Linked DNA regions of Homo sapiens: all the other regions are linked to region 2. The links are chromatin contacts, found by Hi-C in ENCODE. All regions are on one chromosome and are shown on one strand. The core of a region is the stretch at or near the end of the contact, and the rest is flanking DNA. Distances in the headings are between cores, read along the strand shown. Region 1 overlaps MGAT4A (alpha-1,3-mannosyl-glycoprotein 4-beta-N-acetylglucosaminyltransferase A). Region 2 holds the start of TXNDC9 (thioredoxin domain containing 9). Region 3 has its middle 15 kb from the start of LINC02611.

Region 1 (4,422 bases), core at 277-2,776, 700 kb before region 2:
CTCGTCAAATATAAAAGTGCTTCATATTTCAAAAAAAATTAATATTATTCACCATTGAGTCCTGCAAATCATGAGAATTTTCTTTCCCCTTAAAAACAAGAAAAGCTTCAAGCTAAGTCTACTAGTATTAGTTGTTAGGGAAAGGTAAGAGGAAATAGCAGTCATACCTTAAAAGGCAAAACTTCCACAGTTGTGTTTAGCAGAATATCTCCAGGATGTTCTTGGTTGCCGCTATGGAACAAATAACTGAAAATACAAACATCAAAATAAAAACACAAGTCGGGCTAGATTTTACAAAGATTCAAGAAAATGACCTTACCTCAGAGTCAGCTTTTCTACACAAGACTCTAAGCAAGCAAAGTTGACAACGCTAGAGCTTCTAATAACTGCACAGTATGTGTTCTGAATGGTTGTAGGGAACTTAGAAACTTAAGAGCATGACTCCTAGGTGATAAGTTCATTCCTTCTGTCAGAAACAATTATGTTTGCTGCTTAACATAATAATGTACCTAGATATTTTCAAAAAGGATGAGTTTTATGTCACTGTCTATAATGCTTTAAATATTTAACCCTCTTCCCAGAAAATTATAACACCTATATAATACTGCTGTATCTTATATCAGAAAAAAACTTCACTAGGACAACCAGTAGTCATGGCATGTCCAAAGACCAGTTCTAGGCTGGGCGTGGTGGCTCACACCTGTACTCCCAGCACTTTGGGAGGCCGAGGTAGGAGGATCACTTGAGGTCAGGGGTTCAAGACCAGCCTGGGCAACACAGTGAGACCTCGTCGCTACAAAAAAATTAAAAAATTAGCCAGGCATGGTGGTATGTACCTGTAGTCCCAGCTACTCAGGAAGCTAAGGTGAGAGGATTGCTTGAGTTTAGCCTGGAAGGTCTCATCTACAGTGAGCCGTGACTGTGCCACTGCACTCCAGCCTGGGTAACACAGCAAGAACTCATCTCTAAATAATAATAATAATAATAGTAATAAATAATAATAATAAAAGAAACAAAGACTAGTTCTATCCAATACAAATAACTTTAATATTAGTAGACTAAAAGTAAATTAACCTCTTAAAATATCTGAATATCAATATTAAAAAAGCATTTGAAGAATGACTAATTATCGATATATGGTGACAGATCTAAAATACTTTCTGGGTGTGAGTATAATACTCTGTTTTTGATACTCTGAAAACAAACTAGTAAGTATGCGTATGCGTTCTCAGGGTGTGGGGAAGGGAGGAAACTAGGTCAGACATGCAAAGTATGTCTGAATCTAAACCTAACTCTAGTTCAGTTGCATGGTTAAAAGTTTAGGCTTAGGAGTCAGAAAGACCTGGGTCCAAATCCTGGGTCTCTCAGTTACTAGAATTGTCACCTTTCACGAGTTTCCTCAGCTTTCTGAGCCTGAGTTTCTTCTATAATGCAGACAGTCCCATCTACCTCAGAGGACTGCTCCAATCAGTTCAGGAGAACTGACAAAAAGTCCCCCGCACATTCAAAATGCTCAGCCAGTCACAGTATGGTTACGATACAGTTACAGCGGTGGGCCAGTAGATATGGCTGTAAAAGGTTACGTGGGAATTCTTGGGGTGATAGAAACGGTCCTTATCTTGATATACTGTGTCAAAACCACAGTCTGCAAGATGCTCCCCTTGGGCAAGTGGGGTGATGGGTACACAGGATGTCTCAGTTTTACTTCCTACAGCTGCGTGTGAATCTATACTTTCTCAAAAGTCAAAGACTAAGAAAAAGAAATTGATTGTTGAGGGAAAAAGCACACAAAATAAATGTATCAAGTCAAGTGAAACTGTCCCTGTTATCTCACCTCTATTAACAGTTTAATAGATTTTTTGCAGATTTGTTCTATGTACATAATATATGTAAAACATTGTTTTTATTTTTCAAAAAATCCTTCTATAATCTATAATTCTATACTCTCTATATAGAATGCTATATATTCTAGAATCCTATACACATATAATGCCATAATCTATAAAATGATCTATAAGGATATTCTATAAAGTTATAAAATTTGCTTTTCACCCCACTTAGTATATATCTAAGAAAGTTTTCATGTCAATACATACTAATCTACGTCAATATTTTTGATGACTGCTTACAGCATTCCACTGCGTGGCAATATCATTTTATTTAACCAAACACATACTAATGGACATCTATGCTGTTTCTAATTCTATGCTGGCTCTCTGAGTGGTAAACAATATCTCAAAGTGCAGAGTATTACTAATAGTATAAAAATGAACTTTAACAGCAAAACAAATAAATGCTCATGCAAGTGCAAAATATTATTCAAAACTATTTCTGTATGTTCTTCCAGTGGTATTCCCAATGCTTAAAACACTTTTAAAACTTGAATTCCTCTTTGGAATCAGTTTAGAGTAACAAAAGAAAATTAGTAACATTGTATCACAGCTCTAAATTGTTTCTGACCACCTCAAATAGAATTACTGAAAATGATTTCTGGTGGATTCTAAAAATCAAATTGGCCCTCCCATTGGGACACATAAAAGGAAACACCACAGAGTGGGGAACTATGTTCCTTTAAGTATGCCACTGCCAATCTGGGGAACACACCCAAACCTGAAGAAGGACTGAAGGAATCACGACTATTAAATTAAAAACAGGCCAGGCACAATGGCTCACGCCTATAATCCCAGTACTTTGGGAGGCAGACATGGGTGGATCACCTGAGGTCAGGAGTTTGAGACCAGCCTGGCCAACATGGTGAAACCCTGTCTCTACTAAAAATACAAAAAAATTAGCCAGGTGTGGTGTCAGGTACCTGTAATCCCAGCTACTTCGGAGGCTGAGGCAGGAGAATCTTTTGAACCAAGGAGGTGGAGGTTGCAATGAGCTACATTGCACCATTGCACTCCAGTCTGGGCGACAGAGCGAGACTGTCTCAAAAAAAAAAAAGGAAGAAAGTCCTAAATTTTGTAAAATGAACATAAATGCTCAAAAACATAAAATGGCTGTAAATTTCTCCCTGGTGTACCGAAAATAACCTAGCATTTGTAAAACTATTGACTAAGAATAGTCATACTCTGTCAAATTTATCATTTCAACCAAATTGCTGGGCTAATCAACTAGCTCCAGATCAATTTTCAAGGGACATACCAGGATAAAGACATAAACACTAATTTGAGATTTTCGAGAGTTCCGCAAAAAAGTATTAAAAAATTATACTAGATATACTAAGTCCAGAAATACCAATGAAGTTCACCAAACGTGTTAAATGTTGACATTACATCTGAAAACAACATACTCGTTTTATTATGGAGTTGTTTTACATGTAATTTAAAGCCCAACATTTTGGGCCCCACTGTGTCCCCACATCTGTCAGGCACACACACAAAAATCTATTATAAATCACATTACGAATAAGAGATCCAAATTGTAAGATCACATACATTTCAATAATCACCAACCTTTCTACATTGACTGGTTTATCAAATTTAAACAAGATGTAGTCTCCAGCTATCGGTGTGATAGCCCAGAAGAAATCCTCTCCCATGTAAGTTTTCTCCAGCGTATGCCCTTGGTAGACCTTCAAGGAAGTAGATACCTCCGCAGGTGGGTTTACATGGATTTTAAGAAGTAATGGTTTCATATAATCTTTATCCTGGGAGCAAAGACATATATGCTATTAAATAATACACAGCTTATTTAAGAAGAAAAACAATAATTATAACTTAAATAACAAGTTGTATGTTCATGAGAAAATAAAATTAAGTCACCAACCGTGAGTTTTTGGATTTTTCCTGATAGTGATGAGTGCAGACCAACATGTTGGAAAAGGGAAGGTCTGAAGCGAATTCGCAGATTTGCTTTCTGTCTATCACAATGTTTCTAAATATTAAAAAAAATCACGTTAGTGTTGCATCATAAAGTGAAATCTTGCCCTCACCTGGAAAATGAGAAGTCCTTTATTAAAATATTGAAAAGAAGGGCTGGGCGCGGTGGGTCATGCCTATAATCCCAGCATGTTGAAAGGCCAAGGCAGGTGGATCACCTGAGGTCAGGAGTTTGAGACCAGTCTGGCCAACATGGTGAAACCCCATCTCTACTAAAAACACAAAAATCAGCCAGGTGTGCAAGCCTATAATCCCAGCTACTCGGAAGGCTGAAGCAGGAGAATCGCTTGAACCCAGGAGGCAGAGGTTGCAGTGAGCCGAGATCGCACCACTGCACTCCAGCCTGGGTGACAGAGTAAAACTCTGTCACAAAAACAAACAAACAAACAAAACAACAACAACAAAATTGAAAAGAAAACAACTTCAAGTCATAATTACAAATCATATTTTTTTCTAGTCTTTGAGGCACTAATAGATTTGCTACTTCCTTGATAAATAGTCATGATCCAGAAATTTAAAATAAGCATAGTTAAGGGAA
Region 2 (4,376 bases), core at 303-2,802:
CGCTCACTGCTAGCTCCGCCTCCTGGGTTCACGCCATTCTCCTGCCTCAGCCTCCCGAGTAGCCGGGACTACAGGCGCCCGCCACCACGCCCGGCTAATTTCTTTTTGTATTTTTAGTACAGACGGGGTTTCACCGTGTTAGCCAGGATGGCTACGATCTCCTGACCTCGTGATCCGCCCGCCTCGGCCTCCCAAAGTGCTGAGATTACAGGCGTGAGCCAGCCGCGCCCGGCCAAAATTTTACTTCTTTTAAAAGAAATGGAGTATTTTGTACGAGAAATTTTATACCAACAATTAGAGGGCAAGTTTATGTGTATCTCAGGGTTATTACTGCAGAAATGATTTATAATTTGCCTATCAAAGCAGGAGGCTGTTGCATATCAATGAACTATGATACATTTGCAAATAATACTGAAGCACCCCAAACTTCACAACAAACTGTGAATTCATTCACTCAGCTTCTGACACAGATTCTGACCCACACAGGCCCTCTATAAACGTTGAGCTGAAGAGAAATATTCTTGCAAACTTCAATTCTGATTCCTTTTTCTTTACAGGAAAAGGATTTGAAAAGCATACTTGATTTCATCTTTGTATCTCCATAGAACACAGCAGGTACTCAATAAACATGTATTTAACGTTGAATGAACACGTGCCTGACTTCTGTTCAAATTACTACACTGTTAAGTTTCAAAAGTATTTGAGTCTAAAAAACCAAATTGTAAGCTCCTCGTGAGTGCTATAAAATTGGAAAGGTGCTGTATTTCAAACACAGCAAAGATTTCCACGCTCCCTATCGCCCAAGAAAAATGTCAGTAGGACTGTGACCCTCAGTGAGGGGGCTGGAAGGAGAAGATAATAAGATACTGAATTGAACGTTGGAAGCTGTGCTCCAGGGATAAGCACAGAGAATGCCTACCCTGGAACTTTATAGAATGAGCCCAGAATTTAATTATGGGATAACTGGAAAAAGACGAGATTAAGAAGAGCTATTCTGGGTGTAGGTGTTGGTGGTCAGAGCATTGAGAATGGGGTAAAGAGACGATGCAACCCCTCGTTAGCTTTTCATTTTTCAAACCACAGCCTCTGATTCTTCCTTTTTACAGCTCCGCTGGAAGGGTGGGACGGGACACAGCGCGTCCTCAAATTCCCTAGTCATTTCCTGGACACCCTTACAGGTATCCGCCAAAACAATCAAGGGGCCTGGTCCTTAACTGAACCCCAGGTACCTCCCCAATGGCAAGCCGGCCACTCCCTGCGCCCGGGGAAACAGAGGAAAGCACAGTCCCGGTGGCCCCAACTTCGACGCCTCCTGGTGCGCTTGCGCAAGAGCCTCTGCCAGGACACCGACACCGGTGCTGGGGCCGCGCCCCTCCTCCGCTCCGGATGTGGAGCAGCAGAATGTTCACCAGCACCCGGACGTGGTGGTCGGATTCTTCTCACTACCCTCTGCCTCACCTGAGCTCTCGGTGACGCCTGAGAAGTGAAAGAGCAGCAGTTTCAAAAGACACGTCCACTCCGGCTTTTGCCTTGCAGTAGCTGCCGGCGGCTGCAAACGGGCCGTCACATCCGCCTCCTTATTGGCTGCGAACCTCGCGCGATATCACCTTGGACGCCAGAGGAAGGGGCGGGCGGTCGGGTGGCGAACAGTTCTGCGCGTGCGCCTCCCGCCCAGCAGCCCGGAACCCAAGGTGTCCGACCCTTGCTTTCCTCCGGGTACACGGCCGAACTGGAAGGCCGCAAAGCATTGTGGGAGTTGCAGTTTCTTAGTGCGCAGGCTGTCGTGGCCGGACTTTCTCAGGAGCGTGCTTCAGTATTCACGGTCCAGTGCGCCAGACTGGAAATGAGACAGCTGTGCTCTCGCTCAGCCGTGACGCTTGAACTGCGTTTCCATTCTGTTAGTGTTGAATGAACATTTTTCTTTTTTTTGTTTTCTTTTGTTAACATTTTTCCTAAAGTCGAGGCATAAACATATACAGCACAATTAACTTTTGCATAGTTAAAACCCAAAATATCACCGGCCAGATCCAGATATAGAACATTTTCCACCACCCCTGTAGGTCCCCTCTTGACTCTTCGAAACACAGGAATTTTTAGAACTCGCCCTCGCTTTGAGGGTGAAGCTGAAGACCTATGTTAGGGAATTGATCGGCTGTGTCCTGTTCTGTTTTATTCAGTGACTGTACATAATGCATAATGCATGGATGTTACTGAGAGGTCCCTATTTTGTCCTGAATTTATCTCTCTCGCAAACCCCCAGAGGACTCTATTGGTTCGTTGTGGTTCTTTACTGAACTTCGTGCGGCTGAGAATACAAAGATATAAAGGGAAGCCCAAAGCCCACTCCTGAACCGAAGCGTGCGTTCCCCGTTGGGAGAGGGGTGAGGTGGCGAAATTGACAGCTTCATTGTCCACCTCCGGGTTCTAGAACGTGGAAAACCCGCGGGTGTCGGCTCGTGGCGGACGCTTGAGGGCAGGGGGCGCTCGGGCTGCTGCCTGGTCGGCCGGTCAACCGGAGACGCTCTACCCGAAGCGCAGCTCTCGATGAGCCGCGCCCTGCGTCCTCACGCCGAGGCGGCTGGGCGATGCGCTTGCGCACTGAGAACTCACACCATATGTGTCCTGTTCCAGTGCGCGGGTCTGTGGAGAGCCGGGTGCGAGCGGCGGCAGCACGAGGGGAAAAGAGCTGAGCGGAGACCAAAGTCAGCCGGGAGACAGTGGGTCTGTGAGAGACCGAATAGAGGGGCTGGGGCCACGAGCGCCATTGACAAGCAATGGGGAAGAAACAGAAAAACAAGAGCGAAGACAGGTAGATAGGGGTTGGGTCCGTACGGCGGCGGCCGCCGTGGCTCAGTGGAGTGTGCGGGTCTCGCCGGGCGCGGCGTCGGACCGGGGTCTGGGCTCGCGATGAGCTTCGCGGGGTACCAGGCCTGGGCCCAGAGTGTGCGGAGCGGGCCCAAGCCCCCGGGCCGGGTGGGCACGTAGGGCCTCGACGGCGGGCGGGTCCTCCCAGTCGAGCCTCGCTCCCCCGGCACCCCTTCCCCGGCCTGAGGAGCGGGGTAGTCATTTGAGGGTTCCTGGTCGCGCGGGGAGGGTCAGGCGGCTTCGCCAGCGTGGCCCAGGCCAGTGTGAGTTTTTTTCCGCGCTACTCTTGGCGAGGGTGGGGAAGTTCTTTTTATGCCTCTTATACCTGTGAGTACTTTGGGAGGGAAGGGAGCTTGAATGTGATGTACGGCCGGGTTTCTCTACTCGCGGTTTCAGGTACGTTAGAGTTATGGGGAGGTGTTTAGCAGTTCGCTGTCTCTCAACTTAATCTGATTTGGATACAGTTTTCGTTTATTTAAGGGCTGATTGTCCAGCCCTCATGCTTTTCGCTTTCCTTCTTCCGGCCTGTTTTTTTTTGTCGTTTCTTTGCTCTCTAGCCTTCCCCTAAGAAAGGAAGGGAAGAAGAAGAAACCAACCAACCGAGGTCGCTCCTTTCTAACCACCTGCAATGCTTTGGGGAGGGAGGATAAGGGTATATGCGAGTTACTTACCTAGAGATTTTTGAGACATTTCTGTGTGTCACATTCGATTGAGTTCTGTTACTCATGATGGAAAGAGTTGACTTCCTGGGAGTGAACAACATCTGTTACATTACACGTTCGTACACTACCCACCAAACTTAAATACGAGGCGGAGAGTAAGGTAAATTAAAAAAACTAGTGCTAGTTCATCAGTCTGACTCAAAACAGATATGTTGTCTTGAAGTTAAAATAAGTTTACTAATTATAAATTGGAAGCCTGGATCGTTTTCTCACCTAGCGTTTGACTAGCTTATGAGTAGAATTAAAAGACAACAAAGATAGTCTTGTATTTCAGTTTTAGGTCTATTGGAGGAAGTTAATTGGTTTGGAGAATTGAATTATTGTTAAACCAGATGAATGAGAAAATAAGGATTATGGGTGATGTAGGGGAACACAAATTTCTGTACTTTTGACAGGAATTTTTGATGTATAGGGTACTTTTTTCCTTGCTAATGTTCAGCTGTCTCTAGAAAATAGAGAACTGAGTATAATGAGCCTTTATGTATTAATTACCTGCCTTCAACCATTGTTAGCACATGACCTGCTTGGTTTCATCCCACCTACTAGAAGTGTGTGTATATATATATATATACAAATATATATACACACATATATATAAATATATATATATACAAATATATACACAAATATATATATACATTTTTTTTTTTTTTTTGAGACGGAGTTTCCCTCTTGTTGCCCAGACAACAAGAAACTTAGGGCAATGGCGCGATCTCGGCTCACTGCAACCTCCACCTCCCTGGTTCAAGCGATTCTCCTGCCTCAGCCTCCGAGTAGCTAGGATTACAG
Region 3 (4,286 bases), core at 1,744-4,243, 580 kb before region 2:
TGCAAACAGTGGTATCTTTTGGAAATCAAAAGACAGACTAGGGGTTGTTCCTTCTCCTTTCCTTTGTTAAGGGAGGAGAGTCAAAGGGGCTTACCTACTTTACCTGTTGAAGTAACCTCCCAAGTAAATCCTATAGTATGGGTCACTAAAGTTACAGGCAAAATGCTAAACCTTCCCCCAGTTTGCATCCAACTTAAGCCTGGTGTCCCACACCCATGGAAGAGACAATACCCCTTAAAGCCAGAGACATAAAGAGGGATCCAACCACTAATTGCTAAGTTTTTGCAGTTTGGGTTGTTAAGGCCCTGTGAATCTCCTTGTCATACACCAATCTTGCCAGTTAAAAAGCCAAATGGAGACTACAGATTTGTTCAAGATCTTTGAGCTGTCAATGAGACTATCATTCCTATACATACTACAGTGCCCAATCCCTACACGCTGTTAGCCCAGGGACCTTTTTTTTTGCATTCCAGTACACCCTGATTCACAATTCATCTTTACTTTTGAAAAGACTGATACTGATAGCCATTTAGTTTCTTAATTAACTTGGACAGTTCTTCCCCAGGGGTCTAGGGACAACCCTAATCTGTTTAAAAATGCACTACCTAGAGAATTTAAAATGGTACAATTAAGTAAAAACACTATTACCCAATAGGTGAGTGACTTGTTGGTTACTAGCTCAACTAAAAGAAACTTGGACAAAAATACCATTCAGTTACTAAACTTTCTGGGAACTAGTAAGTACAGGGTCTCACCACACAAAGCCCAGATTTCAACTCAAGAGATTAAATACTCAGAATAAGTTCCAACCCCTGACAATAACACCAGAATGAAGGGAAACTATCTTGGACATTCCAAAACCCCAAACTAGAAAACACCTGTGGACTTTCCTAGGGATGGCAGGATTCTGCTCTTTATGGGTAGTTGGATTTGGGCATATAGGCAAGCCTTTTGATGAGACTCTGAAAGGAGCAGATGTAGGTCCTTTTGAATGGGATAGTAATTGTGAACAGGTTTTTAAAACTCTCAAGGAGAAATTGGGATCAACCCCAGCCCTAGGGATCCCTAATTTTGATAAGCCGCTTTTCCTTTATATGACTGAAAAACAAAGCACTGCCCTAGGTGTCTTTGTCCAGAAATTGGGAGCTATTCCCTGACCAGTGACATATTTTTCTAAACGACTAGACCATGTCACTTCAAGATGGCCTGGATACCTCAGGGCAGTTGCAGCAACTGCCTTAGTAGATGAAACAATAAACTGGCTTTAAGACAACATCTGGAGGTTTTAACCCCACACCAAGTACAAGGAGTCCTAGAAACTAAAAGACACCAGTGGATGACAGGGGGACTCATTAAAATATCAGGCTTTATTGCTAGACACTCCTGATGTAACTCTTAAAGTATGGCATACTTTAAATCTAGCTACTCACTTGCCTGAACCTACAGGCACCCTAGATCATTCTCGTATACAAGTTATGGAGCAAATTTACTCCATGGAAAATCTCGGCTCACTGCAACCTCTGCCTCTCAGGTTCAAGCAAGTCTCCTGCTTCAGCCTCCCGAGTAGCTGGGATTACAGGCATGTGCCACCATGCCCAGCTAATTTTGTATTTTTAATAGAGACTGGGTTTCACCATGTTGGTTAGGCTGGTCTTGAACTCCTGACCTCAGGTGATCCACCCACCTCGGCCTCCCAAAATGCTGGGATTACAGGTGCGAGCCACCACACCCGGCCCATCACATTCTTTAAAAAAGCAGAGAAATGAGTGACACATTCTTGAAAACTTTCCATTACGAATGGATGAAACCTAAGATTAGTTATTTAAGGTTTCTCAGATGGGAAACCTAGCTTCCTAGGGTGGCTTATTCTTGGAGACTCCAGACAGTGAATGTTTTACTAGGCTGTGTGTTCACTCCATTTGTTATTTTCTTAATTTGTTCATTTTTAAAGGCAAGTGATGCTATCAAACTTCATTCTATATGTCTATACTACTGATTTCTGTTGACTTACCCCTCACTTCCCCCTATCTTCAATGGCTAGTTACTGTTTTAACCCCATACTGGGTTGTCTCTTTTATTCATTTACTCTTGCACCCTCCTCTATCATCACTGATGAAAATTTAAGCTATATTGGCCCAAGATCAGCCTTTGAAAACATTCTTTGTGTGTTCTCTCATGCCAACATCAGGACCGTATTTTTCTGGTTGTTGAGTGATTTATGTGAGATGAGTTTAAACCTCTTGCTGAAGTTAAGATGTATCATGTAAATGACAACCTTTGATTTATCAAACTTAGTAATTAAAGTTTCCTAATGCAACAGGATGTGCTCTTCCCATAGCCATACTGAAGAGTACTTCATGTTTATTCTTTGGAAGGGTTAAGCAGTGAGACAGCCACGGGTGCTCGGATCAGACATTTTCGTTTGTGAGGGTTGGAGAATGATTTTCTCCTGTTTCTTATCATTAGCTACCTTGCGAACTCTCCTAAAGCTACTGAAATAATGGCAATGGTTTAGACGCCCTGCATCTCCAGGGCTTGTGGTTTGTGCACATCTCTCGTCTAAATAAATATAAATATTTTCTCTGTTTCTATTTTATCTTCCCCAAATTCCTGGTTCTGGTGTTGCAACTTCATAAAACCCAGAGCCCACATGGCAGTACCAGCTGCTAGCCCAGGTCAAACTTGGGGAGGGCAGCTGCTTTCCAGGTGCACCCTGTGTGATCCTGACTTCCTCCTGACAGTGCCAGGAACGCCCGTGAACTGCTTTCGTGGTTGCATGTGAAAACTTTTGCATTTCTAGAAATCTCTTCTCCAGCAGGCTGGGCTATTGGCTGCTGTGGGATTGCTAGCTGGTCTAGACCCAGCCCCTCCTTCAGGCTTTTCCCACCCGCTGCTCCTCTCCTGGCCTTGGGCCTCATGCCCGAGTCTCCAGCCGCCACCTTGCTGTTGCTTTACTGTTTCTCCGTGATGCTGTTTCTAGCTAGTTATAATTGGCAGGCAACCAGAAGCCTCATCTGCCAAGGGCGGAAGTCATGTCTGGAACAGGTTTCCCTCTTAAGACTGTGGGCTAACCCAGCATCTTGCCACTTTGTGTGGGACTTCCTCATTCTTAGTACATAACTGTGTTTGACCCTCAGGGATGACTAGTGTTTCCTGGCCTCGGTACAGTTGACTTCTCCAGAAACTATCTGGCTCACTCTCAATTTCCTGGAGCCGTATATCCTAATTACAAAAATGGGAAAATCATACCTAGAGTCCCATAGAAAGAGAAATAGAACCCCCATATGTGCCTACAATTCATCCATTCTCAATTCATTATTTTAAAAATGTAGCTGATGGTTTGGTTCTGAGACCAGACGGTACAAAAATTACCATTCACTCATAGTAGGGCCATCAACTACCATAATCTTTTGGAAAAGTAATTTAGCAATATAAGTCAGGACCACTTAAAAAACCCTTAGAGTTGCTCATTCCACTCTTAGGAACTTATCCTAAAGACGTCAACAGATGTGGACCAAAATTTGTGTGCAAGAATATTATGTAGAATTTCTGTATTGAGAAAATTTGGAGACAGCCTAGCTGTCCAAAAATAGGACTAAATAAAACATGGTACAGCAATATAGTGAAATATTATTATATAACCATTAAGTTATGTTCTTCAACAGTATTTTTAAAATAAGGAAAATTCCAACGTTTTTGAGGAGTCTTTTTAAAAACGAGAGTACAGACCAGGCACAGTGGTACACACTTACAATCCCAGCACTCTGGGAGGCCAAGGCAAGTGGATCACTTGAGGCCAGGAGCTGGAGACCAGCCTGGGCAACACAGTGAGACCCTGTCTCTACAAAAAATACAAAAAATTAACCAGGTGTGTTGGTGCACACCTGTGGTCCCAGCTACTTGGGAGGCTGAGGTGGGAGGATTGCTTGAGCCCAGGAGTTTGAGGCTGTAGTGAGCTGTGATGCCACCACTGCACTCCAGCCTGGGTGACAGAGTGAGATCCTGTCTCAAAATAAAATAGAATGTAAAAAGAGCACATGCATGAAAAGTGGAACACAACACTTTAGGTAATAATATTATCCCAATCACATAGGTGTGCTTAGTGCAAACAAAAACATTCATAGTATTTATCTCTGGTGGTAGAATTACTGGCGATTTAAAAAAAAATACATTTTTTTCTGAATATTCCAAGTGTTCTACAATGAATGTGTTACTTTCCTAATCAGAAAAACAACTGTTATTTGTTAAAAGAAATTAGACCACAAAAAAAGCAAAAACACAAAGGC

Evidence for each region. A loop is a pair of places that touch in the nucleus more often than their neighbours do. Pooled maps may share reads with other maps.
Region 1: a loop to region 2 is called in a pooled map, with 6 times the contacts of the local background. The contact joins the enhancer-like site here to the promoter of TXNDC9 in region 2. A Hi-C loop is called at or near these places in 1 of 168 maps with a recorded cell type or tissue (chondrocyte), 2 of 37 single-sample maps with no recorded cell type and 9 of 50 pooled maps.
Region 3: a map of endothelial cell of umbilical vein shows a loop between it and region 2 (4-fold over the local background). The contact joins the enhancer-like site here to the promoter of TXNDC9 in region 2. A Hi-C loop is called at or near these places in 2 of 168 maps with a recorded cell type or tissue (endothelial cell of umbilical vein and naive thymus-derived CD4-positive, alpha-beta T cell), 2 of 37 single-sample maps with no recorded cell type and 5 of 50 pooled maps.

What each region holds. Positions count from the first base shown.
Region 1 is chr2:98,636,350-98,640,771 of GRCh38, forward strand. MGAT4A (alpha-1,3-mannosyl-glycoprotein 4-beta-N-acetylglucosaminyltransferase A) reads right to left here. Exons shown (of 16, transcript NM_012214.3): 11 at 3,772-3,879; 12 at 3,459-3,652; 13 at 168-246. Among named protein-coding and RNA genes, the nearest start is that of UNC50, 30 kb to the left of the region's middle. Within about 2 kb of position 1,527, at least 4 of the 41 ENCODE cell types and tissues checked have a DNase peak (open chromatin) inside an H3K27ac peak, as active enhancers do.
Region 2 is chr2:99,334,781-99,339,156 of GRCh38, forward strand. It overlaps TXNDC9 (thioredoxin domain containing 9), which reads right to left and starts at 1,553. Exons shown (of 5, transcript NM_005783.4): 1 at 1,459-1,553. It overlaps EIF5B (eukaryotic translation initiation factor 5B), which reads left to right and starts at 2,609. Exons shown (of 24, transcript NM_015904.4): 1 at 2,609-2,809. The coding sequence starts at 2,775. RefSeq lists enhancers at 1,038-1,267, 1,321-1,861, 1,398-1,447, 1,698-1,847, 2,208-2,257 and 5 more and a silencer at 2,878-3,037.
Region 3 is chr2:98,755,243-98,759,528 of GRCh38, forward strand. No RefSeq gene overlaps it. Among named protein-coding and RNA genes, the nearest start is that of LINC02611, 15 kb to the right of the region's middle. Within about 2 kb of position 2,994, at least 27 of the 41 ENCODE cell types and tissues checked have a DNase peak (open chromatin) inside an H3K27ac peak, as active enhancers do; they include endothelial cell of umbilical vein, where a contact is called at or near this core.